Regions from separate parts of the Homo sapiens genome. Here all the other regions are linked to region 1. A link is a loop called in an ENCODE intact Hi-C map of the cell type or tissue named here. Cell type or tissue: PC-9. All regions are shown on one strand. Each heading gives the region's core, and the rest is flanking DNA. Links, peaks and the distances in the headings are about the cores only. Region 1 holds the start of LOC401312 (a long non-coding RNA gene). Region 2 overlaps IL6 (interleukin 6). Region 3 has its middle 7.5 kb from the start of IL6.

Region 1 (10,185 bases), core at 2,796-7,795:
GTAACACTGTAAGCTAATATTAGATGCAGAATTAAGAATGAATAAAAGAAAACCACTCACCAATCAGAATTAGGCAAAATCCTAACCATATTAAATCTATTGTAGACTGTTCCACAGAGTCAATCTAGAAACTGCTCTATAGGGAAACATCCTGAAAAGACATGAAAATTCATTTACAGTACATGCTTGCAAATTTATGCTGAGAGGAAAAGGAATAGCATCAAAACACATCCACTCTTCCTTCTAACACAGGGCCAATGTTGCTAACAAGAGACAGGCTGGCCTCGGGAACACTTGTTAGCTTTTCCCAAAAAGGCTGCTACCTTTAAATGACCAGTTATCTCCCTTAAAGAATCATTTTTTATCCCATAATATCAGTTCCTCTTCAACATCTGATGCAACTCTTAGTGTTTTCCATTGCTTTCTAGCTGTGTCAGATTTCCCTAGAAGACAGAAATGAAAGTGATGACTAAGAAGATTGCACTGAAATTTCAAATATTTGGCCTACACATTGATTCCCCCACCCACCCCTCCTATTCCGGTCTTCTTGCCCTCCACGGGGGGAAATCACTATTTCTGTGCAGTGTAAAACCTTCAGCTTTCACCATTACATGTAGACTTACAATCTTTAAACACAAATTTAGTTCATTTAGTTGGAACCACACAAAGTAGAACCTACTTGGAGATTTCAGATTTTTTTTTCTATTTCCCTGACGATCTTCTAAAGATATAGAAAGTTACATGTCAGAAGTATACCAATCGTGATCAGTTTCCCCTGTCACTTAGAAGCGACAAAGCATTTACTTATCTCCTCCACAGTGGCCCATTTTCTATATCGCAATCTTGCCTCCAAGTCAAATTGTTCAAAGCACCATGTCTGGAATGAAGAAGGGCACTGGGAAAAAAGAAAAATAGCAAGATGGAGGAAATACCAATCATATGCAGTATTTCTTCAGGCCATCTCAACATACTTCACATTTCCTTCACAGGAACAAGATAAGATTTCTCAACTGGGTATTTCTTTTAAACGTCCAAACTTGGCAGTACTTTAATGGATATCTAAGATAATTAAATGATTAGGGTGACGTATTAATATAGGTCATCGGACGGGCACGGTGGATCACGTCTGTAATCCCAGCATTTTGGGAGGCCGAGGCGGGTGGATCACTTAAGGTCAGGGGTTCGAGACCAGCATGGCCAGCACGGTGAAACTCCATCTCTACTAAAAATACAAAAAAAAAATTAGCCGGGCGTGGTGGGGCACGCCTGCAGTGCCAGCTACCTGGGAGGCCGAGGCAGGAGAATGGCGTGAACCTGAGAGGCAGAGCTTGCAGTGTGCCGAGATCGTGCCATTGCACTCTAGCCTGGGTGACAGAGCAAGACTCCGTTTCAAAAAAAAAAAAAAAAAAAAAAAAAGGATATTTTCCAGTTTCCAGTACACCCTGTTCCAGATATGCTCACTCAAGTCAAAATTACCGAGTGTAGTGGACATTTTAGCCCTACTCTCAAGCAAAAGGCAGATTTTCATAGGTCCATTTCTACCATTATTTCACTAGGTCTCCCAAGCTTCCAAAAGGTAGATCATGTGCTCGCTTCAGCATCCCGTATACTAAAATTGCAACAAAACAGAGAACACTAGCAATTTTAAAAAATAAAAATAAAGCAGATCATTAGACGACCAAAACTGTCATGGAGGGATCTTTCACATGGACAAGTGGTACCCCCGGTGTAGTTCGGAGCATCCCACAGGAACTCTACACCACCTCAATGTAGTGATTGAAAGCCAGGCACTGGAAGGACAAAGTTGAGCAAAACCACCCCGAAACATAAGAAGTTCCTGGCCCTAGGCTGACTCCCTAGCAGGTCATTTTACACCAGTCACGGAAAGACAGAGGGGCAGGAGTTGAGGGGGAAGTGGGGGCCCAGGGAAGGAGTTATCTGATCAAGTCTTAAAGGATAAACAGGAAACTGGACAGCAAAAGGGGAAAAAAGTAGCCAATCCGGGCAAAGACAGCACCATCAACAAAGAATCAGGACGAACAAGAGAATGCCCTGTGCAAACATCAGCAAACGTCTGCCCCGTGTGTGTTTGTGTGCGGCCGCCAGGTGTGGCGTCATGGCTGCCATTTTGTTCTTCTCTGGTTGGCTCCTTGGGCGCCTACAGCCTGTGAAGCACTGCCTGACGCCTACCGCTCGCCCACCTCCCCGCCTCCTCCGGGCGCTGCAGCCTCCAGGGATCCCTCCGCCCCCCACCCCCGGGAAACCTGGAAGTGGCCACCAGGCCCGGTGGTCCGAGGTGAGCTAAGGAAGGAGCTTTACCCACCTCGTGGCCCGCAGTGATGAGGCGGCCCGAGCAGCGGGTCGTCTTCCAGAAGAGTCAGAGAAACAGTCCTGGCTTGCTTCACCTCAGCCCCCTGGGTTCCCTCCAAACCAGAGGACGCAGAAATGCCTGGGTCTGAGGGGGCTGGGTGTGCTCGGCCTGGGTAGTCTCGAAAGTCGCCAAGGCTACCTCAGAATCCCCCGCCCTCCGGCCAAGCTCCTCTCCCCCAGGCGCTGCCCCACGCTCCTCGCCGCCCTTCCCTCTGCCTGGGGGCCGGCGAGCTTGTGGCCGCCCAGATACGCCTGGATCCTCGCCGGGACCTCGGTGGAGCGCTTCCCGCCCTCGGCACCCCTACCCCCGGTGGCCCAGACGCGCCCAGGTCCTCGCCTGAGGAAACTCCGAGGACACCCGACCTCCCGCTCTCTCTCAAACCGCCCCCCTTCGCCCCCCTGCCCGCGTCGTTTCTTTCTCCTGCTCTCCAAATGGCTTTTCCACACCAGAAACTGAACAGCAAGTGTGGCCCGGCGCGTCTGGGGACAGGGTGGAGGGGGACTGACAGTTTTACACTCTTCAGTAGTTGTGAGTGTTGTACTGTTGTGTGTGGATTGCTTATTCCCGAAGTGTAACTTGTTTGGAAAATTAATTGCGAAAGAAAAGTCATTTTTTTGAGCCCCAGAGTTTTCAGAATATTTTGCGCAATGCCATACTGATGCTCGCCTTCCCTTTGTACTCAAAAGGCTTCATTGAAACGAATCACACTGGTTAAAAGTCAGTTTGGTTTGGTGTCGTGGTGGTGGTGGTGAATGAGTCACATAGGTTAAAAACTCAGTTTGTGGTGGTAGATCTCAGATACTAAACCCACTGTGAGATCTTAATCAAGTGTCTTTACCTCTCTGTGCCTCAGTTTCCACATGTGTAAAATGGGAATAATTATAGTACCCATGTCACAGATTTATGGTGAGATGAAATGAACTCACGTATATGAAGCACTTGGTGTCTGCCACAGAGTGGATGCTGGAGAATGGCTCACTGCCATTATCCTTATAGATTGCCGCTCACCTCTGTCACCTTTTGCTCCAGTCTGTGGTGAGAAGTTTCAGGGAAGTAAAGCATGCCTCTGAGAAGGATGATACGTGGATTGAGTAGAAAAATGGAATTCCATGTTGGTCAAAGGGTAAAAATTTTCAGTAATAAAATGAGTAAGTTCTGGGAGTCTAACATATAGCATAGTGACTATAAATAATAATATTGTATTGTTTACTTGAAATTTCCTGAGAGTAGATCTTAAGTGTTCACATACACACAATGGTAGTTATGTGATATGATGGATGTGTTAACTTGACTGTGGTAATCATTACTCTGTGTATGTGTATATATGTGTGTATATATGTGTGTGTGTGTATATATAAAGTCATCACTTTGATATACCAAATTTTTATTTGTCAATTTACCTCGATAAAACTGGAAAGAATGAAATTTGAGAGTTTTCAAAACCTTAATCTCCATCCTGCAGGAGAAACATTTCCTTTCCCCTGTGGCACACAGGACAAAGTATAGGAGCTGAGTCAGGGACAAGGGCCCAAGCTCATGCTCCTCCACTAGCCTGTGGGTTGATTCTTGGGCAAACTGCCAATGTCTCTAAGCCTCAATTTGTTCACATGGAGCCAAGTGAGCCCCATGTGTATGAAAGGGCTTTGTACCCACTAAAAGCCTGAAAATTTGAGGTGCAGTTATTTTGAAAATACACAATTGATGGCCTATAAATAGAACAGGTGAGTTAAGTGGAACATTGACAACCATATGGAAGTTTATACAGTGCCACGAGAAAAGCTTGATTTTTTTGTTAAAGCTCAGCAGCGGTTAAATCAACTGCTAAAGGAACAGCCCCTTCCCAGAATGTTTTCTCTTTTTTTGAGACAGAGTCTCGCTCTGTCATCCAGGCTGGAGTGCAGTGGCACGTTCTCAGCTCACGGCAACTTCCGCCTCCCAGGTTCAAGTGATTCTTCTGCTTCAGCCTCCCGAGTAGCCGGGATTACAGCCACATGCCACCACATCTGGCTAATTTTGGTATTTTTAGTAGAGACGGGTTTCACCATGTTGGCCATGCTGGTCTCGCCCTCCCAACGTGCTGGGATTAGAGGCGTGAGCCACCGCACCAACCCCTCAGAATGTTTTCTTGATGGGGTTGCTGGCACTTGCTCTTCTGCCACTGCGGTAGGGTAGAAAAGCCCTGTGACTCTGAGGGATTCCCTTTCTTTCTCTTCCAGATGTTTCCTCTGGGATCCACACTCTGGGTCCTTTCATATCTCTGGAAATAAATTGTCCCCTTCAAATTCAAAGCACCAAAACATACTGCAAGTTCCCACAGTTCAGGCTGCAACTACTTTTAATCAGTTCTAAGAAATCTCAGGGAACCAAGTTCATCAGTTCCGTGACTTCAGAATAAGTCACCTAATCTCTCTTGGCTGCAGCTTCCTTACAAGGAAAACGATATACCTCAAATTCTGAGTCACATGAGCTTGGCAGAAATGTAAACAGAGTTTCCACTGTTTCCTATCTCTCTATCCTTTTCTGGTTAGTTCCATGAACTTCCACCCCTAGACACAGGCTGAAATCCACCTCACCCTCAGCAACCTTGGATTTTGAAGAAGGTGGGGCCTGAGTTGTTTTGAGTTCTCAGTTGCAAAGTGCTGTTCTCAGGCCAGCCCTGGCCTACCTGCCTAGAGCTATTGTTAGTAAATTCTTGCTTAGTGAAGAGACAAAGGAAAAATGCATGTCTGAATGGATTAGCTTGATCACTCATTCAACAAATATTTACTGAGTGTGTCTATTATTTACCATGGCTTACAGTTCTCTAAGGAGGTGATCCACCTGTTAAGTGGAGGTGGAGGGGGTAGGGGAGGCTTCCCTGAGGAAGTGAGACCTGAAGGAAGAAGAGGAATAGTCAAGAAAGCCAGTCCACAGCCCTGCAGTGGGAAAGAAGGAAGTAATGAATGCATGGATGGATGGATGGATGGATGGATGGATGGATGGATGGATGGATGAAAAAATGAATGATTGAATAAACGAAAGGACAGACCAATGAATAAGCGGTCCGGCCTCCCCCTTGGTTACTGGCACGCTACCCTCATTGGATTTCTTTCTCAATTAGCACATCCTATTGCCAGGCACATGTGATGACATTCAATCCTATAAAGCAGTTATGAGTCCTGGACACCTACCACTGTGATGAGAAGAGACTCCTGCAGCACTTACACAAACATTTCCAGGGTTCCTACTGGTTGGAAAGCACTCATTATCCAAATGAAGGGCGGAGAAATCTCAGACTTTTTCTACTTCAGAGGAGCCATTCCTTTCAGCTTTTCACATTCACCCCCATTTTTTCTAGTTAATAGCTTCCATTTCAGCCCTCTCCATTGTCAACATCATTGAAACATCTCATATGGGCTACAGAATTTTCATTTTTTGGGTTTGGTTTTGCGTTCTGGGTGTGTGTATGTGTGGTGGTTTTCGGTTTTTTGTGTGTTTTTTTGCAATAAAATCCAGTAAATACCATATAGACTTCAACTGTGTCTTTCTTTCATGGTAAAAAAATACTCAAGGGAGATAAGTTCACTACGTAGAAAGAAGAAAAACTTTTGCTATTCCTGAGAAGGGGAGAAGGAGGGAAAAACAAAAACCCCTGTAAATGTCACTAGTGACTAACTCCATCTATTTTTGGAAGGCCCTAGGGGGTTTTAGGGCTTTCCATGCAATAGATTAAATAGTAACATTCCTCTGAAAAGGAATGTGCAGCCTTGCTCCCTGGAGTGCTCACCTGCAACAGCTGTCATTAAGGGCCCAAAAGGCGAGTGGAGTTGATGGGGCCCACAGCGCACAAAGCTTCCATCTTCACCTCCACCAGCTCTCAGGGACCATAGAACATTGGCGTCTTTTAAGCCCATGAGTCAAGTGTGTCCCTTGTCTGCTAGGTTTCCCCAGGCCACTGTGGACATGTGACTGTGCCTTTTTAGCACCTGCTTCTTCTGTCATGAACTCCATGCATACCTGACTTAAGACAGCAGACCTCTCAGGTCAGATGCCCAGGTTCATTCCCATGAGCTTGCCCTGAGCCCTATCAAATCAATGTGTCTCCAAAGAAATATACCGCTGTCAAAATTTAGAAAGCTCGTTATTGTTAAAAAAAAAAAAAAATCACATTTGTATTATGCTGGTATTTGTTGGAGGAGGAGTGGACAAAACAGCAAAGAAATATGACCTGGCTGTGGTGTTTAAGTACTACCATGTTTAAAAGGACTTATACTTGGAACTTTGTTTTTTCCCATACCAGGTTGAAGGTGTTAGGTTAAAAATAAGTTTTTACAACGGTGGTTCATTATATGAATCTCTCTACTTTTGTGTAACTTCATGCTGGAAATTTTCCACGATAAATGGTTACAAAAAGAAAGATAAGTAACACAGCATTTCACATGCCACAGGATCCTTGCTGCTTTACTTCCCTTCTTCGGCTCCACTAAGACTCCTCAACTAGCAACCTCTGAAAGATGAGCTTCCAGCTGTGTTATGCCTTAACACCTGGAATCCCGGATGTTGCCACCGGAATCCCAACTCATTTCATTTCAGTTGCTTAGAAGCAGGGCTCAATTTTTTACATCTTAACATTTTACCAATACTTCCATAAAGGAACTCTGTCCTCACCATGATAGAAATTAAAGGTTCTATTAAAGTTTTTGTCTAAGAAGAAAATTACATATTAACAGGCATTCTGGTGTTATTTTTACCCTTTATTTAAAAGGTTAAGGTTCTAAGGACATTAAAAAATTGCAATAGTATTATTGGGAGTAAATTTCATTCCCATGTTTAGGAAACATGAATTAGCAAATGATGATGTCATAGTTGAATTTTGCAATACAATTAAGGATTTTATAACTACCTTAAGTCTAAACCACAATACATATAAGGCATGGAAAATAAATTCTATAAATGTCATTGTCACAAATAAAAAATCCATTGAACATTTACAAAGTTAATAATAATTCATAATGTGCTTATGAATAATCATGAAGGTGAAGTATATTAGCTTAAGAACTTCTTAAGAATTGTTATAAAAATTCCACATTCCATCTACACCACTTCTGGTTAGCAGGGGTATTCTACTCCTAATTAAAAACGCTTCTCTTAGCAGATGTTTTCTAATACACCCAAGGCCAGAACAAGTTGGCTTCCCCTTCCCTCCTGCCCTGTAGATGGAGACTGGCAAACACATGGATAGGACAGACAGCTGAGGACTGAATGCCAACCTTAACCAGAGCACTATCCCACCCCATTCCACAGCTTGGCCCTGACATCAAACCAGCTTCCTGGGCTCCAGATTAGAACAGCAAGCAAATTCCTCATGTTCCATTAAAGTGTCCTTAGATAATTCAAAAGAAAACCTTACAATCTGCTTGAAAATATGGGTCATTTTGAACTAATAGGATGACAGCCAGTCTGAATTCATGAAAACCCACTTTATACTTTTTTTTTTTTCCATAAGAAGTGCTGCTACACCCCTGGGCCCATCTGCAGACGAGCTGCCCTGCCCAAGCCTTTGGGGAAGCAGCCCCCTTTATACTTTAAGTAATTTATAGAAGTTTTTAAAAATATTTTTATTACTTTCAAAATCATGATGTAATTTAGGATAAGCTGGCAAAGTACTGTTTTATGGGTATTTCTTGCTTAGTGGCTAGGTACGAAAGACTTCCAAGGCAACCATTCATTAAGTTCTAAATTTTCTAAATACAACTTGGAAATCATTCATTCTTTGAGTTTTGTTTGTTTTTAAGCTTTTAATAAAATTATATTCCCACTCAAACGTAATAACAATGGTTCTCACCAGTTAGAATTGAGATTTACCACTGGCCACACTATCTTAATTAGGCTATGACCTCTTGTTGGAGCAGGAGTTGCAGGCAAGCCTTCAAAAAGGCCATGCTGCACCACCTGGGCTTTCTCAAGAAACTCTGCTCGGGAGGAGAGGACCTGGCAATCTGGATATGCAAATGCAGAGCAAAGCGTGACTCAAGGGCATCAGTGCAGCTTCCCAGAGGTGCCCAAGCAGAGCAGGGGTGCCATGTTGAGGATGAGTGCATGCTGTTATTTCAGCATACAAGTCAGTTCGGGTCGCATCACATCCATGTCCCTCTCTCACCCTCACACACACAGCAAGTGCACTTGCTCCATGTATCAGCCTTCTTTCTCTTGCCCACAGCTGTCCTGCAGAAGTTGATATATTGACCCACATTCCAGAATCCTGAGGAAGCCTAGCCCAACTTCTTGAAAGCCAGCACCAAAATACTCTTATTTGTATATTAAATGAGAGAATCAAAATTCCAGTATGCTTTGTCTGATGAAAAAGATGCAGGGAAGTGAAGCTCCATGTAAACAATTACCCAAGTTCAGAAAGGCATGATTTGGCCAAGCAGATATGAATCATTATAAAAGCAAGACTTCTAGTTTTACTTGAAGAGTTAAAGATGTGTGTTTATTTCCTCCAAACCTACTTAAAGGACATTACAAAAACAAATTTTAAGAAAAAATAACACTAAGCAGCCAAGGCAGTCTGCCTGTAGGACTCCAGCCACCAGAGTGGGCAGAGTGCAATACCAGCAAAAAACAGGATTAGGGGATAGGGTCAAACTGGAATGAGGAAACATGTCCACACACATCCACACCAATATTGCCCATGTTGTCAACCTTTTGGAGGCTCAGCTTCAGAATGCTTGGAAGGCAAGTTTCTGTCCTTTAGGCAAGAGATTAGACAACTCCCCTCAGGGGAAACTAAATATCAAAGGGAAACCTGCCTTTGCACATTTAAAGTTCTTCCAATGGAAAAAAATGGGAGACCTGCCAGATCACCCTTCAGAGAAGCCCAGCAGCTAATGAAATCCCCCTAAATAAGGCTTCCAATCAACATTTTAGTGCCTCTCCCTTAAAAATAAGTGACCAGTGCTGGGTGGGGTGGCACAAGCTGGTAATCCCAGCTACTAGGGAGGCTGAGGTGGGAACATTCCTTGAGCCCAGGAGTTTGAGTCCAGCCTGGGCAACAAAGTGAGACTCCCATCTGTAAAAAATAACTAAAAAACAAAAATAAATAAGTGGCCAAGATATTTGTGAAAAGCAACTCTCTTGAAGGAAACTAACAGAAATAAGAAATTCAGAAGAAATAAACAAGGAGATAAAAAAATGTTTTCAGGTAATATTAATGTCCTCAGAGAGATAGAAGATATATTCATGAAACAAGACATCATTTTTAAAAAGAGAGCTCTTGGGAATTCTAAATGTGATAGCAGAGATTAAAAGCTCAATGAAAGGGTTAAATAATAAACTTGAGGAAATCTCACAGGAAGTATAAGATAGAGACAAAGAGATTGAAAAGGGAAAGAAGATTTTTTTAAAAACAGGATCCATCCAGGAAGGCCAATACCCAGAAGGAGAGAATAAAGAAAACAGAATGAGAGAAAGAGAGAGAAATATAATCCTGATACACAATGCAGCTCAAATGTAGTTAGGGCTGACATAATTTAGCACATCATAGAATGTCGAGGTCTCAGCCAACAGTGGCAAAACCAGAAAACCAACAAAATTTACAATGCAGAGTCCTCAACAGGCTCAGGAACTGGCAGTTTCAGATAGTGCTTCTGAAACTGAAGGTTACGGTGAAAGAAACCAATCTAGGATGGGCTGGGTAAAAGCTGTGTGAGAAGCAATCAGAGCCTTCATTCCCCTCTCTGCTCCACATCACTGAGTATGTCCTCTTCCCCTCCCCCATACAAGATGGCAGGTTTATTCTTTGAAGGAATCCTTCCTGACCGGAGGTCAATTGG
Region 2 (10,185 bases), core at 479-5,478, 65 kb after region 1:
CACAAGTTACTTATCCCATATGGTGGGTCTATGGAAAGGTGTTTCCCAGTCCTCTTTACACCACCGGATCAGTGGTCTTTCAACAGATCCTAAAGGGATGGTGAGAGGGAAACTGGAGAAAAGTATCAGATTTAGAGGCCACTGAAGAACCCATATTAAAATGCCTTTAAGTATGGGCTCTTCATTCATATACTAAATATGAACTATGTGCCAGGCATTATTTCATATGACAGAATACAAACAAATAAGATAGTGATGCTGGTCAGGCTTGGTGGCTCATGCCTGTATTCCCTAAACTTTGGGAGCCTAAGGTGAGAACTCCTTGAACTCCTAAGGCCAGGAGTTCAAGACCAGCCTGGATAACATAGCAAGACCCCATCTCTACAAAAAACCAAAACCAAACAAACAAAAATGATAGTGGTGCTTCCCTCAGGATGCTTGTGGTCTAATGGGAGACAGAACAGCAAAGGGATGATTAGAAGTTGGTTGCTGTGAGCCAGGCACAGTGCTGATATAATCCCAGCGCTATGGGAGGCTGAGGTGGGTGGATCATTTGAGGCCAGGAGTTTAAGACCAGCCTGGTCAACATGGTAAAACCCCATCTCTACTTAAAAATACAAAAAAGTTAGCCAGGCATGGTGGCATACACCTGTAACCCAGCTACTCAGGAGGCTGAGGCACATGAATCACTTGAACCCAGGAGGCAGAGGTTGCTGTGCACCACTGCACTCCAGCCTGGGTGACAGAACGAGACCTTGACTCAAAAAAAAAAAAAAGAAGTTTGTTGCTATGGAAGGGTCCTACTCAGAGCAGGCACCCCAGTTAATCTCATTCACCCCACATTTCACATTTGAACATCATCCCATAGCCCAGAGCATCCCTCCACTGCAAAGGATTTATTCAACATTTAAACAATCCTTTTTACTTTCATTTTCCTTCAGGCAAAGAATCTAGATGCAATAACCACCCCTGACCCAACCACAAATGCCAGCCTGCTGACGAAGCTGCAGGCACAGAACCAGTGGCTGCAGGACATGACAACTCATCTCATTCTGCGCAGCTTTAAGGAGTTCCTGCAGTCCAGCCTGAGGGCTCTTCGGCAAATGTAGCATGGGCACCTCAGATTGTTGTTGTTAATGGGCATTCCTTCTTCTGGTCAGAAACCTGTCCACTGGGCACAGAACTTATGTTGTTCTCTATGGAGAACTAAAAGTATGAGCGTTAGGACACTATTTTAATTATTTTTAATTTATTAATATTTAAATATGTGAAGCTGAGTTAATTTATGTAAGTCATATTTATATTTTTAAGAAGTACCACTTGAAACATTTTATGTATTAGTTTTGAAATAATAATGGAAAGTGGCTATGCAGTTTGAATATCCTTTGTTTCAGAGCCAGATCATTTCTTGGAAAGTGTAGGCTTACCTCAAATAAATGGCTAACTTATACATATTTTTAAAGAAATATTTATATTGTATTTATATAATGTATAAATGGTTTTTATACCAATAAATGGCATTTTAAAAAATTCAGCAACTTTGAGTGTGTCACGTGAAGCTTAATATAAACAAGTTTCTTGTCACTGCCACCACCACGACCAAAAAAAGCTAATCAATCACTATATATAATACATATATATACTATATATAATAAATATATATACTATATATAATACATATATACACTATATATAATACATATATACTATATATACACATATATACTATATATACACATATATATTATGAATGTATATATATAGTATATATAGTATATATACTATGTATGTATATATATAGTATATATAGTATATATACTATGTATGTGTATATATAGTATATATAGTATATATAGTATATATACTATGTATGTATATATATAGTATATATAGTATATATACTGTGTATGTATATATATAGTATATATATACTATATATGCATACATAGTATATATGCATATATACTATATATACTATATATTTATATATACTATATACTATATATACTATATACTGTATATATACTATATATGTATGTATACGATATATATATATACTATATATGTACACACACACATATATATATACATATAAGCACCTACTACATGCCAGGCATCATTAAATGTGTTGCATCCATCACGTCATTTAACCCCAGCACTTGCACACTCCTTTCTGGTTGTGGAAGACTAAGTAATTTATCTAAGTCACCCAGCTGGAAGGTCAGGCAGGGACCCAGATTTGAAATCCAAGTCTACCTACCTACAGGTCCCCTACTCTTAACCTGTAGGTCCCACTGCCTACCCAGGAACTGAGGGATGATGTAGAAAATCCCAAAACATGTTAATATAGGGAATACCTATAAACATGCAATCAAAGTCTTTGGGACTATACAACCACTGTATAAAGCATAACAATGTACAAGCTTCCAAACAATAACTAGAAGTTCTGCCTCCCTCTTCTGGGTTCCTAAAGCACTGCACCTATCTACCTGTCAAAGCATCTACCACATTGTACCACACCTTAAAATCAATGGTTTTTTTCTTCTCAGCCAGCATGTGGATGCCTCAATAAAGCAGACTCCTTTCATGACCTAAAACTAATTTCAGGGGGGAAAAAAAGACGAGCTGGGCGCAGTGGCTCACGCCTATAATCCCAGCACTTTGGGAGGCTGAGGCGGGAGGATCACTTGAGGTCAGAAGACCAGCCTGGCCAACATGGCAAAACCCCGTCTCTACTAAAAATACAAAAATTAGCTGGGCGTGGTGGCGCACCTATAATCCCAGCTACTCAGGAAGCTGAGACATGATAATCGCTTGAGCCTGGGAGGTAGAGCCTGGGGCTGCACTCCATCCTGGGCAACAGAGGGAGATTCTGTCTCAAAAAATAATAATAATAATATAAATAAATAAATAATTTTTTTAAAAAAAGACTCTTTCCTATATTAATCTTTGCATCCTGTGCCCATGGCCCCAAACCTGACCAATGAAGGCCCCAGTAAATATTTTTTGAACAAAAGAAAATATAGATGATCAAAGATAAGAAAGATAAGAAGACACCTCAATTCTTGTAGGCATATAGTGGTAGGGGAAATCACTAATTCTGTGTGTTTATGTATCTTCATCTTCAGGAAAAATAGCAAGAATTAGAAAGAAACACTCAAAGGACTTCCAGAGAAGGCAATGAATAGCCAGTGCATGTACACCTACCTCCATTTCCTTTGCCACTGGCAATAATCTTCATCTGCCCTCTCCCCTCCCCGACCTAAAGTGGTAGTGAGAGAGGCAATCTGGACAACTTAACATGGCCTCGTTTATCCATCTCAACACGACACTGGGAATTTGGTGCAGATTTCCCCTTTCTAACCCCTGCAATATAAAAGTTCTGTCTCCTTATAAAGCTTTTCCCCATTCTACCCGCTACAGACTTCTTCCTCCAGGGGAGGAGTTCTTCTGGGTAAGGGAAAGTCCACAGAGGTCAAAAACCGAGAGGAGCTGAGCCAGAAAAGAGCCACATACTCTGATTTCTAGAAACCACGCATCACAAGTGGGCTTCCCAAAACTAGGGTCAAGTCAAAGAACAAAGAGAAATTGCGATCAACTGATGCTTTCATTCTTCAAACAAAAATGGGTTGAGTTTCATAGATAAGTCAGGGAAAGCTCCTGAGAAAGAGGTGAAAGGGTAGACATGATCCCTGCCCTCTTGTGTAGCACACTATGGAAGGGAAAATAGACATTAAATAAAGACTATAAATGTGATAAGGTTTCCAAAAAGAAATGTGGGCTGTGCTGAGAACCCATACTAGAGGCACGGATAATCTAAGTGAACCCTGGTTTGGCTGCTCACCACTCGAAAGCCAGACATGAGAGACAAGGTTGGTGGGAGGAAAAGCCAGTTCATCAGAAAGCCAGTAAACCAAGAAGATGGTGAGCTAGTATTTTAAAGTACCATCTTGAATTTTAAAATTTATCACAGTAGTTTTTAAAGAGAAACTTGGTATGGGAGATACGTGGGAGTGGTGCGTGGTGTAGGGTCTGTGTGTCTTGTTCTGATGGCTATCTCAGGTAACCGCCTGTCCGGAGGTCTGTTTGGGATCATCTTAACTTCAGCTAGATGATGGATTCATTGTTCATGATTCCTTCTAACCAGGAGGATTCTGCAATGGGGGCTCCTTGCCTCGTTTGTTTAAAGATCAGCCTCTGGGATTTTTAAAGCAAGAGTATAATTAGATAAGCATACATTGCCAGAGGGGAGTGTCTAGAGAGGGAAGGAATGAAGAGGTGAGAGGAAAGAAAAGGAAGAAAAAGAAAGTGGGTAAGAGGCAGAGCAAGATGGCAGAATAGAAAGCTCCACCAATGGACCCCCTGGCAAGGATACAAAGTTAACAACTATCTGCACAGAAAAACAAACAAACAAAAAACACCTTCATAAGAATCAGAACTCAGGTGAGCACACATAGTACCTGGTTTTAACTTCATATCACTGAAACAGGCACTGAAGAAATTAAAAAACAGTCCTGAATCACAATGCTACCCCTCCCCTATCCACAGCAGCAGTGGTGTGGTGCGGAGAATGTCTCTGGGTGCTGGGAGAAGGAGAACACATCAATTGTGGGGCACTGAACTCAGTACTGTCCTGTTAGAGGAGAAAGGAAAACCAGACTAAACTTAGCTGATGTCCACTCACAGAGGGAGCATTTAAACCATCCCTAGCCCAAGAGGAATTGTCAATCCCCAGCAGTCCAAACTTGAGTAGCCGCAAAACTCTCCACTGAGGGCCAAACTTGAAAGGCAGTCTAGGCCATAAGGACTGCAACTCTTAGGCAAGTACTAGGGCTCAACAAGGCCCGGAGACCTAGTGGACTGAGGGGACATGTGACATACCGAGATACCAGCTGAGGCAGCCAAGGGAGTATTGGCTTCACCCCTCTCCTAATCCTAGGCTGCACAAGTCATAGCTTCAAAAGAGACTTTTTCTTTCTGCTTGAGGAGAGAAGACAGAAGAGTGGGGAGGACTTGGCCTTACCTCTTGGATACCAGCTCAGCTACAGCAGGATAGGGCACTAGTCAGAGTCATAAGGCCCGTATTCCAGACCCAAGCTCCAAGACAACATTTCTAGACACATCCTAGACTAGAAGGGAACCCACTGCCTTGAATGAAAGGACCCAGTCCTGGCAGCATTCATCACATGCTAACTGAAAAGCCCTTGGGCCCTGAATAACCAGTAGCGATCCCCAGGTACTACATCGAGGGCCTTAGGTGAGCCTCTGAGACTTGCTGGCTTCAGGTGAGATTCAGCACATTACCACCTATGGTGGCTATGGGGCAAAACTCCTCCTGCTTGGGAAAAGCAGAGGGAAAAGTAAACGGGGCTGTATCTTGTTGCACCTTAGGTACCAACACCACCACAAGGGGGTAGAGCACCAGGTGGGATCTTGGGGTCCCTGATTCCAAGCTTTGACTCATGAGTGGCATTTCTGGACCTGCCCTGTGCCAGAGAGAGGCCTATTGCCCTGAAGGGTGAGTCTCAGGCCAGGCAGCATTCACCACAAGCTGACTTAAAAGACCTAAGGCCTTAAGGGAACATCCATGGTGGTCTGGTAGCACTTCTTAAGGCCACTGGGGAGCAGGGTGGGCAGTAGCTACAGGGTGAGGGTTCTCTGCTTCTGAAAAGGGGAGGGAAGAGTGGGAAGGACTGCATCTTGTGGGTTGAGTGTCTGCTCAGTCACAAGACAATAGACTACAAGGTAGACTTCTAAGTTTTTTACTCTGGTCCCTAACTCCCAGATGGCACTTCTGGACCTACCCTGGGGACCTCATCACCCTGAAAGAAAGGACACAGGCCTGGCTGGCTTTGCCATCTGCTGATTATTGAGCCCCAGGGCCTTCAGCAAACATAGGCAGTAGCCAGAGAGTGGTTACAGCAGGCCTCGGGTAAGACCCAGTGCTGTGCTGGCTTCAGGTGTGACCCAGTGCAGTCACAGTGGTGGTGGCCACATGGGTGCTTGTGTCATTTCACCCCCAGCTTTAGGTGGCTCAGAACAGAAAGAGAGATTCTGTATGTATGTTTGGGAGAAAGTAAAAGAGGAGAACAAGAGGCTCTGCCTGGTAATCCAGAGAATTCTCTCAGATCCTGTCTAAGGCTATCAAGGCAGTACCTCTATGAATCTGCAAGAACCACAGCATTCCTGGGTGGGAGGTGCCCCCTAAAGAAGAAACAGCTTAGATTACAACACCCAAATCCTTTCAAATACCTGGAAATCCTTCCCAAGAAGGATAGCTACAAATAAGCCCAGACAATGAAGACTACAATAAATATCTAACTCTTCAATGCCCAGACATCAAAGAACATCTACTAGCATCAACACTATCCAGGAAAACGTGACCACACCAGATGAACTAAATAAGTCACCAGAAACCAATCCTAGAGAAACAGAGATATGTGACCTTTCAGACAGAGAATTCAAAATAGCTATTTGAGGAAAGTCAAAGAATTCAAGATACACAGAGAAGGAATTCAGAATTTTGTCAGACAAACTTAGCAAAGAGATTGAAATAATTTTGAGAAATCAAGCAGAAGTTATGGAGCTGAAAAATGCAATTGGCATAATGAAGAATGCATCAGAGTCCTTTAATAGCAGAATTGATCAAGCAGAAGAAAGAATTAGTGAACTTGAAGACAAGCTATTTGAAAATACATAGTCAGAGGAGACAAAAGAAAAAGAATAAAAAACTATGAAGCACAACTATGGGATCTAGAAAACAGCCTCAAATGGGTAAGTTTAAGAGTTATTGGACTTAAAGAGGAGGTAGAGAAAGAGATGGGGTAGAAAGCTTATTCAGAGGGAAAATAACAGAGAACTTCTCAAACATAGAGAAAGATATTAATATCCAAGCACAAGAAGATTATAGAACACCAAGCAGATTTAACCCAAAAAAAGCCTACCTCAAGGCATTTCATAATCCAACTCCCAAAGGTAAAGAATAAAGAAAGGACCCTAAAAGCAGCAAGAAAAAACAAGTAAATAGCATACAATGGCACTCCAAGACATCTAGCAGCAGACTATTCAGTGGAAACCTTACAGGCCAGGAGAGAGTGGCATGACATATTTAAAGTGCTGGAAAAACAAAACAAAACAAAAACCTTTCACCCTAGAATAGTATATCCAGCAAAAATATCCTTCAAACATATAGAAGAAATAGACTTTTTCAGACAAACAAAAGCTGAGGGATTTCATAAATAACCGATCTGTCCTACAAGAAATGCTAAATGGAGTACTACAGTCAGAAAGAAAAGGACATTAATGAGCAATAAATAATCACCTGAAGGTATAAAACTTACTGGTAATAGTAAGTGCATAGATAAACACAGAATGTGATAACACTGTAACTGCTATATGTAAACCACTCTTAAAAAGTTAAAAAGCTGGGGGACAAAGTTAAGAGTTTTTATTAGTTTTCTTTTTGCTTGTTTGTTTGTTTATGCAAATAGTGTTGTTGTTACCACGTTAAAATAATGGATTATAAGATAGTATTTGCAAGCCTCATGGTAACCTCAAACCAAAAAACATACAATTGATACCCAAAAAATAAGAAGCAAGAAACTAAATCATATCACCAGAGAAAATTATCTTTACTAGAGGCAGACAGGAATGAAAGAAAGAAGGAAGAGAAGACCACAAAACAACCAGAAAACAAATAACAAAATGGCAGTAGTAAGTCCTTACTTATCAATAATAACGTTGAATGTAAATGAACTAAACTCTTCAATCTTCAGACACAGACTGGCTGAATGGATGAAAAAAAGCCATTGATCCATTGCCTGCAAGAAACACACTTCATCTATAAAGACACACATAGACTGAAAATAAAGGAGTGGAAAAAGATATTCCATGCCAATGGAAACAAAAAAAGCAAGAGTTGTTATATCAGACAAAATAGACTTCAAGACAAAAACCATAAGACGAGACAAAGAAGGTCACTATTAATGATAAAATGATATATTTGACAAAAAGATATAACAATTTTAAATATATATGCACCCAACACTGGAGCACCCAGATATATAAAGGAAATATTATTAGAGCTAAAGAGAGAGATAGGTCCTAATACAATAATAGCTGGAAACATCAATACCCCACTTTCAGCATTGGGCAGATCTTCCAGACAGAAAATCAATAAAGAAACATCAGATTTAATCTGCACTATTGACCAAATGTATCTAACAGATATTTACAGAACATTTTATCCAAGAGCTGCAGAAAACACATTTTCCTCAGTACATGGATCGTTCTCAAGGATAGACCATATGTTAGGTCAGAAAACAAGTCTTAAAATATTTTTTAAAAATTGAAATAATATCAAGCATCTTCTCTGACCACAATGGAATAAAACTAGAAAGTAATAACTAGAGGAATTTTGGAAACTATACAAACACATAGAAATTAAACAATATGCTCCTGAATGACCAGTGGGTCAATGAAGACATTAAGAAGGGAATTGAAAAATTTAGTGATAATGGAAACACAACATACCCAAACCCATGGGATACAGCAAAAGCAGTACTAAGAGTGAAGTTTATAGCTATAAGTGCCTACATCACAAAAGAGGAAAAACTTCAAATAAACAATCTAATGATGTATCTTAAAGAACTAAAAAAGCAAGAGCAAACCAAACTCAAAATTTATATCAAAACAAATAAAGATCAGAACAGAAATAAATGAAATTAAAATTAAAAAAAAGATCAATGAAACAAAAAGTTAAAAAAAAAAAAGTTAAACAAAATTGACAAACCTTTAACCAAACTAAGGAAAAAGAGAGATCCAAATAAATAAAATCAGAAATAAAAAAGGAGACATTACAACTGATACTGCAGAAATTCAAAGGATCATTTGTGGCTACTATAACTAACTGTAAGCCAGTAAATTGAAAAATCTAGAGGAAATGGACAAATACTGAGATACATACAACCTACCAAGACTGAACCAGTAATAAATTGAAAACCTGAACAGATTAGTAACAAGTAATGAGATTGAAGCTGTAATAAAAAGTCACCCAGTAAAGAAAAGCCAAAGATCTAATGGCTTCACCGCTGAATTCTATGAAACATTTAGAAAAGAACTAATACCAATCCTACTCATACTATTCCAAAAAATACAGGAGGAAAAAATACTTTCAAATTCATTCTACAAAGCCCGTATTACCCTGATACCAAAACCAGGCAAAGACACATCAAAAAAGAAAACTACAGGCCAATATCTCTGATGAATGTTGATGCAAAAATCCTCAAAAAATACTAGCAAAAATACTAGCATTCTAATTCAACAATACGTTAGAAAGGTCATTCCTCATGACCAAATGGGATTTATCCCTGGGATGCAAGGATGGATCAACATATGTAGATTAATCAACATGATACATCCTATCAACAGAATGAAGGATAAAAACCACAGGATCATTTCACTTAATGCTGAAAAAGCATTTGATAAAATTCAACATTCCTTCGTGATAAAAACTCTTAAAAAAATGAGGACAGAAGAAACATACCCAAGCATAATAAAAGCCATATATGACAGACCCACAGCTAATATCATACTGAATGGGGAGAAACAGAATGCATTTCCTCTGAGATCTGGAACATGACAAGGATGCCCACTGCCACCACTGTTATTTAGCATAGTTCTGAAAGTCCTAGCTAGAGCAATCAGACAAAAGAAAGTTATGAAGGGCATCCAAGTTATGAAGGGCATTCCTGAAAAGGAAGAAGTTAGATTATCCTTGTTTGCAGAAGATATGATCTTATCTATGGTAAAACTTAAAGACTCTACACACAAAAAGCTATTAGAACTAATAAACAAATTCAATAAAGTTGCAGGATACAAAATCAACATACAAAAATTAGCAGCATTTCTATATTCCAACAGGGAACAATGTGAAAAAGAAATTTAAAAAAGTAATCCCATTTACGATAGTCACATATAAAATTAAATACCTAGAAATTAACTTAACCAAAGAAGTGAAAGATCTCTGTAATGAAAATTATAAAATACTGATGAAAGAAATTGAAGAGAACACCAAAAAATGGAAAAATATTCTATGTTCATAGACTGGAAGAATTAGTATTGTTAAAATATCCATAATACCCAAAGCAATCTACAGATTCAATGCAATCCTTATCAAAATACCAA
Region 3 (10,185 bases), core at 1,683-6,682, 51 kb after region 1:
TAGGGCATGTTACCTAGTTCTTGTAATGCTCCGTTTTCTCATCTGAAAAACCCAGTTGATAGCCATAGCTCCCTTAGAAATATTGTGATGAAAGGCTGGGCACGATGGTTCACGCCTGTAATCCCAGCACTTTGGGAAACCAAGGTGGGCAGATCACAAAGTCAGGAGTTCAAGACCAGCCTGGCCAATATGGTGAAACACTGTCTGTACCAAAAATACAAAAATTAGCGAGGCGTAGTGGTGGGTGCCTGTAGTCCCAGCTACCAGGGAAGCAGAGGTTGCAGTGAGCTGAGCTCTCACCACTGCACTCCAGCCTGGGCAACAGAGCGAGACTCCGTCTCAAAAAAAAAAAAAAAAAGAAAGAAAGAAAAGAAAAGATAAAAGAAATATTGTGATGAGGGCTAAATAAGATAATATACACAGACTTAGAGCACCTAGCTCACAGTGGACCCTCTGAAATGTTCCCTATTACTGTACAGGGCTCGGCTAGAGCAAGGGCCCAGGGAATATCCACCAGAAGGAGGAGATGCAGGGAGAGAGGAGGGAGGCAGGCCAAGCAGGAAGGGGTGGTCAGTAGCTTCAGATGGGCTACAGGTAAGGCAAGCTTAGGACCAGAATGTTTCATTGGATTTAGCCACAAGAGGTCATTTGGAGTGGGTCAAAGCTATTCTGGGTAGAAGCCAAACAGTTTCCAAAGCAAAACAGGCGGCAACACTAGCATTCAGAGAGATCCAGGGACCAAGAATCTTAAAGAAAGGTTTAAAATGGTCAAAATAAACTTGCATTTAATTAACATTTTCATGAGTACTACAGTAATACATAATCAATGCAGAAAACCTGGAAAACAAAGAAAACTACAAAGAGGAAAAGAAGTATTTCTCATTCTACCTTCCAGACATACCTACATTTCTTCCCGTGTATGTGTATTTATATCAGGTGTAACAAGCATAGTTCATCTTGTCGTGTGACAAGCATAGTCTGAATTTGCCCAATATTTCAAAACCTATTATTTAAAGAAACTTGAAGAAAACCTGGAAGAATATTTTCATTGTATCAAAGTAGACTAAATAGGCCATTTTAAGTATGTCACAAAATCTAGAAGCATAAAAGAAAGGATATATAGTCTGCTTCATATAAATCAAAACTTTCTGCATGGCAAAAACACTATAAATTAAGCAGAAAGACGAATGATAAATTTTAAAAGACATGTGAAAAACAAACGTTTGCTCCTTGGAATATATCAAGAAGGGCTTTGAATCAATGGAAAAGGATCAATAACTGACAGAAAGATAGACAACGGATATGAACATAGAATTCACGGAAAACAAAATAAAAATGGTTCTTGAATACCTGACCAGGTGCTCAATCCTACTTATACAAGAGAGATGCAAATTAAAACTACGCTGATATAAGTTCTTCCCTCTGCAATCTGGCAAAGATCAAGAAAACTGACAGTATCATGTGCTGACAAACATATGAGGAACAGCTGTTCCCATACATCACTGGAGGGAGTATTAAATTTGTACAACCTCTACCTGTCTCTGTCTCAAAACTGCCCATATCCTTTGAGTCAGCAATTCAATTTCTAGGAAACTATCACACTAATACACTCACATGTATGAAATCGCACATGGACAAGATTATTCATTGCCGCTTTAGCTGTAATAACAAAAGATTGGAAACAACCTAAAATTCCCTTAATGGGGGACTGGTTAAATACATGGAATTCGAAGGCTAAAAAGGAAGAAGCAATTCTGCATCTCCTGATAAGAAATGATTGCTAAAACCCATTCAATAAAGAAAGCAAAATGTAGAACAGTGTAACTGATGTGCCATCACTTATGTAGAAGAATAAAAATAAATCCTAGGAAATATGAATATTTTGCTAATACATGCATGAAGTATTTCTAGAAGGAATCACAAGAACCCAGTAGTTACCCCTAATGGCTCACACATGGTGGAAGTGTAAATTTTTTTTGTAATTTTGTTACTAAGTACTCTTTGTTATCTTTTGAATTTTGTGCCATGGGTATGTGTTACCTATGTAAAAACTAGAAACTTAACATATAACATTTTAAAACAATGGCTGCGTGTGGTGGCTCATGCCTGTAATTCCTGTGCTTTAGGAGGCCAGGAGTTCACAATCAGTCTGGGCAATATAGTGAGACCTTGTCTCTACAAAAAACAATTCTAAAACATTTCAAAACCAAATGAAATCTATGAGCCACTTTATTTGCCTTTTTTTTTTTTGGTGGTCATTTTGGGTTTTGCTTTTTTTTTTTTTCAGCTGCCTTTCCCCTTCTTGCTTTGTCTATGTTGATGCTTTTCTCTCTTTTTCCCTTCTCCTCTCTGTTTCCCTTGCCCCACCTCTGTCTAATACATCAACAACTAAACAACAACAATTATCATCTACCAACAATTTAGCATATACCAATAACTGTCCTTAATGGATAGGATTTCATTTAATTCCCACAACCACCCCCAGATGGTTAAGTATTATTTGCCACAGTTTACAAATGAGGAAACGCAGGCACAGGGAATTGAAGTGCCTTGCCCAAACCCACACAAGCTGTAAATGATGGAGCTGGGATTTAAACCAAGTCGGCCTCTGCAATCCATGTTTTCTCTAGTAAACCATACTGCCTGTGATATGGAATAAGTACATGTATTTTTTTTCTTAACTTTTGCGTAAAGTATGACCATCTTTGTTTCTAATTTGTAAATCAAATAAGCTTAATATTTTATATGGCTTTTAGAAAGCACATATACAAAGAAAATTTTATAAATTAAACTGTTCTTTACTTCTAAATCTTTGACGATTATTTCCAAGACATAAATTCCAAGGAGATCCCAGCTTTCATTCGTTTACCATCCTGTGCACCAACCACGTACTCAAATTCATGCTATTCCTTCGCACAAGAAAGATAGAGCCCTCAAGAAACTCTCAATCAACTGGGGAGAAAATAATAACAGTATTAATAGCTCATGTTTACTGGGACTCTACCATGTGCCAGGCAGATGCTAAGCACTTTACATAGGTTCTGATAACTCTGTGACATAAGGTGCAACTGCTACCTCCATTTTTAAAATGAGAACAATTAAGCCCAGATGTTAACTTCCCAGCGGACCTCAGCTTAGAAAGTACAGAACAAGGATTTGAACCTAGGCAGTTTGGCTCCAGAGCCTGTGCCATCACAACACTGCCCGGAAACAGATTAGTACAGTACATGCCCCTGCGGGAGAGCCCAGAGGAGAACCTGCACTATTCCTGGAAATTGATCAGCAGAGGCTTCTGGGAGGATCGAGGCATGATTTGAGTCTTGACAGAAGTTCAGAACACAGAGACGTCACGGCATTCTACCCTGCACTGAAACTGTTCTAAAAAGACTGGCATGCTTCGGAGAGAAAAAAAAAAATGTAGCATAGAGTCTCCTGTGACCTGCCTGGGAGCTGTGCCATGCAATGGAACCAAATTTCCTTCAGGGAGTTTTACATTTTACTCAATATTCTGAAGTTTAGCTATCACACAATTAAGTATCAACCAGGTTCCTGTCATCAGTGGGTACTGTTGGAAGAGGACAGGGAATTGGATTTAACAACACTGTTTGTTCTTCTAATGCAACATCGTAGAAATATGTAACAGAACTGTAATGGAGATGAATCACAAGAAGGACGCAGCACAAGATGCTATGCCAAGAATAATATTAGGAGAAGTGACGTTCTGTCATTCTGTTACAGTTAAGAGTAAACTTATGATCCAAGAAGCAGCAATCCTTTAGAGACCCTGAGAACTCTTCAGGGCTCTCCTCGTCCTTTTCACTCAGGGCCCCAAAGCCAGCCTCTTCATTCATCAGCTCTGGATGGGACAGACAGTGACAAAGCAGAAATCCCTAGGCCCCTGGGCTGCTGCTGTGCAGCAGCAAACTCCCTCACTGTGACTAACTTTCTGCTTCTAACTTATCCCATGGCTCAGAAAAGCTGGGCTCAGCCTCTGCCTTGATCCATCAAGCCATGATCCAGCACGTGGCTGGGGAAAATCTGAGCGCATATAATTCTGTAGGACAAGGTGTGTCCTGCGCACATCCTAACTCTCCCTCATTCAGGTGGCAGCCTGTGCCTATCTGTTTATAAAAGTGGCAGCCTTCATTCTGAGGTATAGAAGCAGCATACTTTGACCAGAACAATCTCTTTCCTTAAAAAGCTTTGTGATCAATTGCCTTTGAAATGAGAGAAGATCAAATAATCCTTAATGCCTTTGATACATCCTTTTCTTACACTCCCCAAATAGAGCTCATACAATATAACTAATCTCTGGAATGGATTGATTTTGCCTTCAAAATATCCTTTTATTTCCTTGGACCCACTTATGGTCTGGAAGATATTTAACAACTAGCTAAGGAACAGAGGGAAGGGAGGGCTCTGATTGTAGCATTTGCCAATTTCCATGGTGTAATGTTTCCACACTAATTTCAAGCTACCATCAGGAGTCACTTAATGTAGAGTTGGGAAGAGATCAGTACAGTTGGCTCTCTTGAACCGGCCAGCTCCTGTGCAACCCTGCCTGGGCTCCTCCATCTGGTGTCATGCTGAGATGTTTGCAACAGCCTCTGAGCCCACCTCCCAGACTACAATCCCCTGGGGTCTTCTTCCTGCTCACTCAGATGAAATACTTTCATCATGTCACTGTTCTTCTGACAACCCTACCCCCAATTTACCACCCCATTTTACCTCTTCTCCCAAAGACCAATGAACTTTTTTCATGATTCTGGGTTCCTGCATCATCTCAGGTAAATAAATCATTTAACCTCTCCGAACTTCAGTTTCTTATCCATAAAGTGAGAATAAAATAGTCACCTCCATAGAGTGAAGTTTAAATGAATTAATGTGTGTAAAGCCTCTAGTCCAGCACCTGGCATCCAATAAATACCTGATTAATCCTACATGTCAATTACTCAAAGTACCTTAGAAGGAAAACAATGGTGTCGTTATAGAATTCAAAGGCCACGAATCCTCAAAGGACTTCACTCAGTACCTCAAAACTATTCCACATTGGTGCTTACTATTATATTTTTGATGAGTTCTAGAGAGAGAAGAAATGCTAAAAAACCCAACAGTAGCTCATTTTAGCATCTCAGAATCCTCAAGCAAGACCATGGCCAAACACTCAAACTCCTTCCCTGACCGTTATCAAGAGAAACTCTCTGCTTTGTGGTGGGTCTTGCTTCTGCACCCACAGGAAATGCAGTTTCTCTTGCACAAGTAACACAATCACAATAAGTGAGAGGTCACCTGAGGGAGATACAACCAGACCTGGAGATGGAAAGGAGAGAAATGGTACAAGACTACAAAGTCCTTATCAAGGTTTACATTTTTTTTGCCTTGCAAAACAGACCTTTATAAGAAATGTCAATGTATTAGAGGTAACGGGCCACACAAGATGAGAAAAGATGATGATGCCATCATTCATGACAATTCTCCGTAGGTCCTGCCACCAAGGAAGAGCAATGAGCTACTGATGCCCATTGTGGGGTCCAACAAAAGCATGGTTATGTCCCAGAACCAGCTGAAAAGCAAAGTTCAGCTGAACTGCAAACTCATTTTCATGATGCCAAACAATTTGCACAGCTTGATTTAGGGATTACACTGCTCCATGAACAACTGGTAAGTTAACCCTCCAGGAAACTCAGTGATTGTTTTAAATGCATCTCATCCCCATTAAGATATGAACTCTTTCCCCGCGCCTTAACAAGTGAATTGTGTGCATATGCAGGAGTCATCTGTAAACCTCACTTGATGTTTCCCCTCTGAACTCTGATTGGTATACCTACAGCTATTATTTACTTCACCTCTACTCAGAGTTATCCAGAATGTTACGCATACAAAGGAGTATAAATAGGGAAAGCAGGTTATCAAACGCCGTGGATGGCATTTTCCCATTACACCTAGATACATATGAAAAAATGTACAAACGACTAGAATGATTACACCATAGTGATAACAATGATTACTACTGGGTACTAAGATAATGTATTTTATAATTTTTTCCTTTTGTTTATCTCTCTTTTCTGTTTTCTACATTGAAAATGTATTACTTGTTTTTAAATTAAAAACATTTAATTTGAATACCTCATATGAGTGTGGCCTTACAGGCCTGGGTACCCAGGAAGCCTGGTCTGGCCTGTATAATAATTAAGAAATAATTAATTGTATAATAATTGTGCTTGTATAATAATTAAGAAATCTGCTACCTCCTTTCAGGTAGCAGCCCTTACCAGGGCTCTAGAATCTCCTGAATCAGTTTAGTCTCCCTGAAGCCACTAAGATCTGGGCATGTCAAAATGGGTGGCACCCTGCCCAGTCAAAGCACTTCCACTAACAGGTCCTTGGGTGGGAACTAGAAGACAGCATCAGGCTTTTGGGCTTTCAAAAAGTATTTCTTAATGTAGAGACTCCTATTCCTGTAGTCCCATTAACAGTAGACTCTTGATTAATAAGCATGGCTAATGAAAATCCACAGAATCACAGAACCACAGAATCCTGGAGCTAGGAGGGAATTCAGCAAACCCCTAAGGTGGGAGAGTACTTTGCCCCAAATCCTCAGTTCATCGTCATCTGAACACTTTCATCTGCCAACAGCTACACTCCCAAGACACAAGAAGCCGAGGATTTGGCAATGCAGTAAAAAGACAAGCCTAATTCAGGGAAACCCTACATTCAGCCAAAATTTTTTGCTGGCAGTATAAAACCCCCACTTCCTTCTGAATCCTGCAGTCTAAATCAAGCCAAGAAGGGCAACAGGGCTTTTACAAGCCTGGCCAACCGATTACCCACACAATGTCAGACAGAAACAGCCCAGGACTCAAATTTCCCTCTGACACCTGACCTGCCCCTGACTACATACCTGGTGTCTTCAGTAGTTTCACTGGGCCCATGGTGGACAAACTTAACACAGAGAAAGAATGTGCATGACAGCCTCTCTATTGGTTGTCCTAGAGAGATAGGAGGATCTGAGGCACTTGGTGGCAACTGCTTAGGCAGCAAGCCTCCAAACAAGCCTTTAGCAATAGGAAGCCATTTCCACACATCCAGATCACTTGCCAAGCTGATGGGTGCCTTCCCTCCTGTCCCCACCTCTCCCCGACCCCCGTCTCACCCACAGAAAAGTAGCACATAGAAAATATGGCTTCCAGGGTGAGAGATATAGGGAATCCCACAGTGCCCTTGGGGGACACAGTAATGTGGCTCAGACATAGACCACTGTACAGATCCAGCAGCACAGGAAGGGCTGCAGGCCTGGGAGAAAAGTGACAGCAGATGGCCGGTCCAGGCTTTCTGGGTACCCAGGCCTGTAAGGCCACACTCATATGAGGCAGGCAGCACCCCTTGGAACAATATCTATGGTAGGTCTATAGACCAAGGGCTCTGCTCTGTGCCGCAGACATCCACACACATACATAGGTACACATGACATAGAATTCAATAGCTTGAAGAAATTGCCTATGATTCTTCAACTTGCTTACCTGGATCTGAATTCTTCCATAACATTTTAAATCAATCCAGGTGTACCCATCTTCAGAAATAATGGACCCCAATGTCTCAGAATTACAGAGTCAGAGTCCTCAACATGTCCAAAGCATTTCGTGGAAATTATTCCACCATGAAGACTAGAATGGCCTCTCTTCATGGATTCAGCTTGCTAAGGAGGCTTAGTTCAGAGGGACTAAGACACTCTCCTTTTAGCAAATAACTAACCAAAAGGGCAAGGAAGGGAGGTAAAAGACGTCATAACCAGGCCAGTAGAATCCCCTGGTCTGGCCATTACATGTGATGATTTCAAATGGGTTCTTAGTACCTTAATTTTGAGGGAAAAGAGTAGAGGAAACCAGCCAATGCTTTGCATGCTTAGTTTCTGCTGATGACACTGAACTCAGAGAACTGAGATCTTTGGAGAAACCAAAGATGGCTCAAATGACTCGTGATAATAAATGAACGTATTACTGCTCGCTGACAAATTGAAGTTTCCTAATTATAAAGCAGAACCAGTGGCCACCACCATAGAAAGCCTACCCCACAGATGGAGAAGAGGCAAAGCACTGAAACTCAGTCCGAGGGACCTCCCCAGCCATGGGGGCAGGGCCAAATGGGGCTTCTTCAGGACCAGCAAAGCCATTTTTCTCATCAGCAAACTAGCTTCAGAGAAGTTTGCAATCAGGGCACTCTCTTCCAAGCCTAGAGACCCAGGGAAAGGGGTACGGGGGTGTCCCAAGGCAAAGAGAATCTACACTTTTTGCCCCCGGAGAGGCTACTTCCCTCCCAAGATGCCTGGGATTTTCCACTTCAGCAGGGGGAAGGTAAGTCACATAGCAAAATAATGAGGGCACAGAACAGATGACCTCCCTATAGAGTTTTGAATGAGAAACACAGCAGGGCAGATGTGCCCCTTCTCTAGTCTAGGAGGAGCTAGGTCCAGCCCCTGAACATCCTCCCCCTCAGAAAAGCTGAGGCCAGACTAAGAATTCACCAGACCAAGGAGCTACAACAGGACATCAGAGCTGAGGCTGCAAAGCCAGGACTGAGACCAGACCAGGCAGGAAACTGTCAAGAGCTTTGGTCACCAGGCCTGGCTGCCCTCCAACATCAGCTGGCTCTTTCTAAATTGACACACCACATGTCCCTAAAATTCTCTCTTCAAGTAATACCACCATCAAAGCAGGACATTTCCCAGAGCCTTAGAGCCTGGTGTCTGCTCAGTGGGACTCAACCCCAGAAGAAGCTGTTAAATCACCCACTGTTTCAGTTTACAAACTTCTTACGACTTGGCAACAAGTGAAACTACATTCTGGCAGCAACTGCAAGTTCCCTAGTACCCAGGACTTCCCGTTTTTTCTTGCTGTACTCCCTCCTGTTAAATCACAGACTCATCCATCTCCAACCCCCAGAATATAGAGAAAGAGCACAACACTACATCTTAACTCCTGAGACGTGGAGAACACTTCTCCTCCTGAGAGCTTAAGTACCAAATGGAAGCTACTTTTCCCCCTTGGTCTCAAATGTATTACTAGATTCTGAACTGGACTCCACCATCACGTAAGAAAGCAGTCATGGGCAGTAATTCTGGGAGATCCAGATAGGACATGCCAGCCCCACACTGGTGGCATAGGAAGCCAAGTTGCTGCTTCCTCCCTGTGCACTCCCATTTGTCTGGCCTCTCTTGATCTCAGCTGGCGCTCACTTCACATCAGCTATGATGCAATCCAGCAACTAAAGTATTAGTTAATAAATGCTGACAGCACAGCCTTTTCTGGTCACGTATTCATACTAAAATACGGGGGAGAGTTGGGGGGAGAGGGGGATATATGGGAAATCTCTGTACCTTCCTCTCCATTTTGCTATGACCTAAAGCTGCCCTTTAAAAAATACAAGGGGCTGGGCACAGTGGTTCACGCCTGTAAACCCAGCACTTTGGGAGGCCGAGGCGCGTGGATCACCTGAGGTCAGGAGTTCAAGACCCGCCTGGCCAACATGGCAAAACCCCGTTTCTACTAAAAATACAAAAAGTAGCTGGGCGTGGTCGCATGCATCTGTAGTCCCAGCTACTCAGGAGGCTGAGGCAAGAGAATTGCTTGAACCTGGGAGGCGGCGGTTGAAGTGAGCCAAGATCATGCCATTGCCCTCCAGCCTGGGCAACAGAGCAAGACTCCTTCTCAAGAGAAAAAACAAAACAAAACAAGAAAAAACAAAGAATGAGCTCTCCACGCGAAAAATCCATTGAGATGCAAAGGAAGGAAGCTATCATTGTGGAATTGCACATGTCAGTTACATTAACGTTTTTGGAGCAAGGTAGAGCTCATCTCTCCCACAAGCAAATTCCAGCCCAAAGCATTGATACTAATAAAGTGCCATGCTGCGATGTGCAGGGGGCAGACAGTGTCTCCAAGCTCCCTACACACATGCCTTCCCACAGTTTGCCCTTTCTTGACCCCAGAAGCATCAGGCCCCTTCACCCTCGAGGGCCACTATCAGGAGTTTGAATTAATGGCAATCACCATGCACAGGGAAGGCTGTGGAATTCTGACATAAAAACACTTAGTGGAGGGCTTGGAAAAAGTCTAGTAGGAGCAAGACGCAAGCTGGACTAATTATCTAAAACAAGAGACCTGGTTTGGGGATCTTAATGTTCTCAAA

The links. Peaks named below come from ENCODE experiments on the same cell type or tissue, not always from the same donor. Only the 100,000 strongest peaks of a DNase experiment are listed, where the experiment ranks them.
Region 2: it touches region 1 in a loop (6-fold over the local background); 20 of 110 quality-filtered maps call a loop at or near these places.
Region 3: it touches region 1 in a loop (4-fold over the local background); 22 of 110 quality-filtered maps call a loop at or near these places.

What each region holds. Positions count from the first base shown.
Region 1 is chr7:22,663,022-22,673,206 of GRCh38, forward strand. LOC401312 (a long non-coding RNA gene) reads right to left here and starts at 2,512. Exons shown (of 5, transcript NR_122075.1): 1 at 2,324-2,512; 2 at 61-895. RefSeq lists enhancers at 1,352-1,959, 1,960-2,568, 2,569-3,175, 5,793-6,421. In PC-9, for the core only: no CTCF peak of the experiment used is centred there; DNase peaks (open chromatin) are centred at 3,071, 3,910, 4,880 and 6,080; H3K27ac peaks cover 2,893 bases.
Region 2 is chr7:22,730,465-22,740,649 of GRCh38, forward strand. It overlaps IL6 (interleukin 6), which reads left to right. Exons shown (of 5, transcript NM_000600.5): 5 at 942-1,534. The coding sequence ends at 1,109. Among named protein-coding and RNA genes, the nearest start is that of IL6-AS1, 7.9 kb to the left of the region's middle. In PC-9, for the core only: a CTCF peak has its summit at 2,450 (motif pointing left); DNase peaks (open chromatin) are centred at 1,037 and 2,467; H3K4me3 peaks cover 618 bases; H3K27ac peaks cover 919 bases.
Region 3 is chr7:22,714,654-22,724,838 of GRCh38, forward strand. No RefSeq gene overlaps it. Among named protein-coding and RNA genes, the nearest start is that of IL6, 7.5 kb to the right of the region's middle. In PC-9, for the core only: no CTCF peak of the experiment used is centred there; a DNase peak (open chromatin) is centred at 3,668; H3K27ac peaks cover 1,499 bases.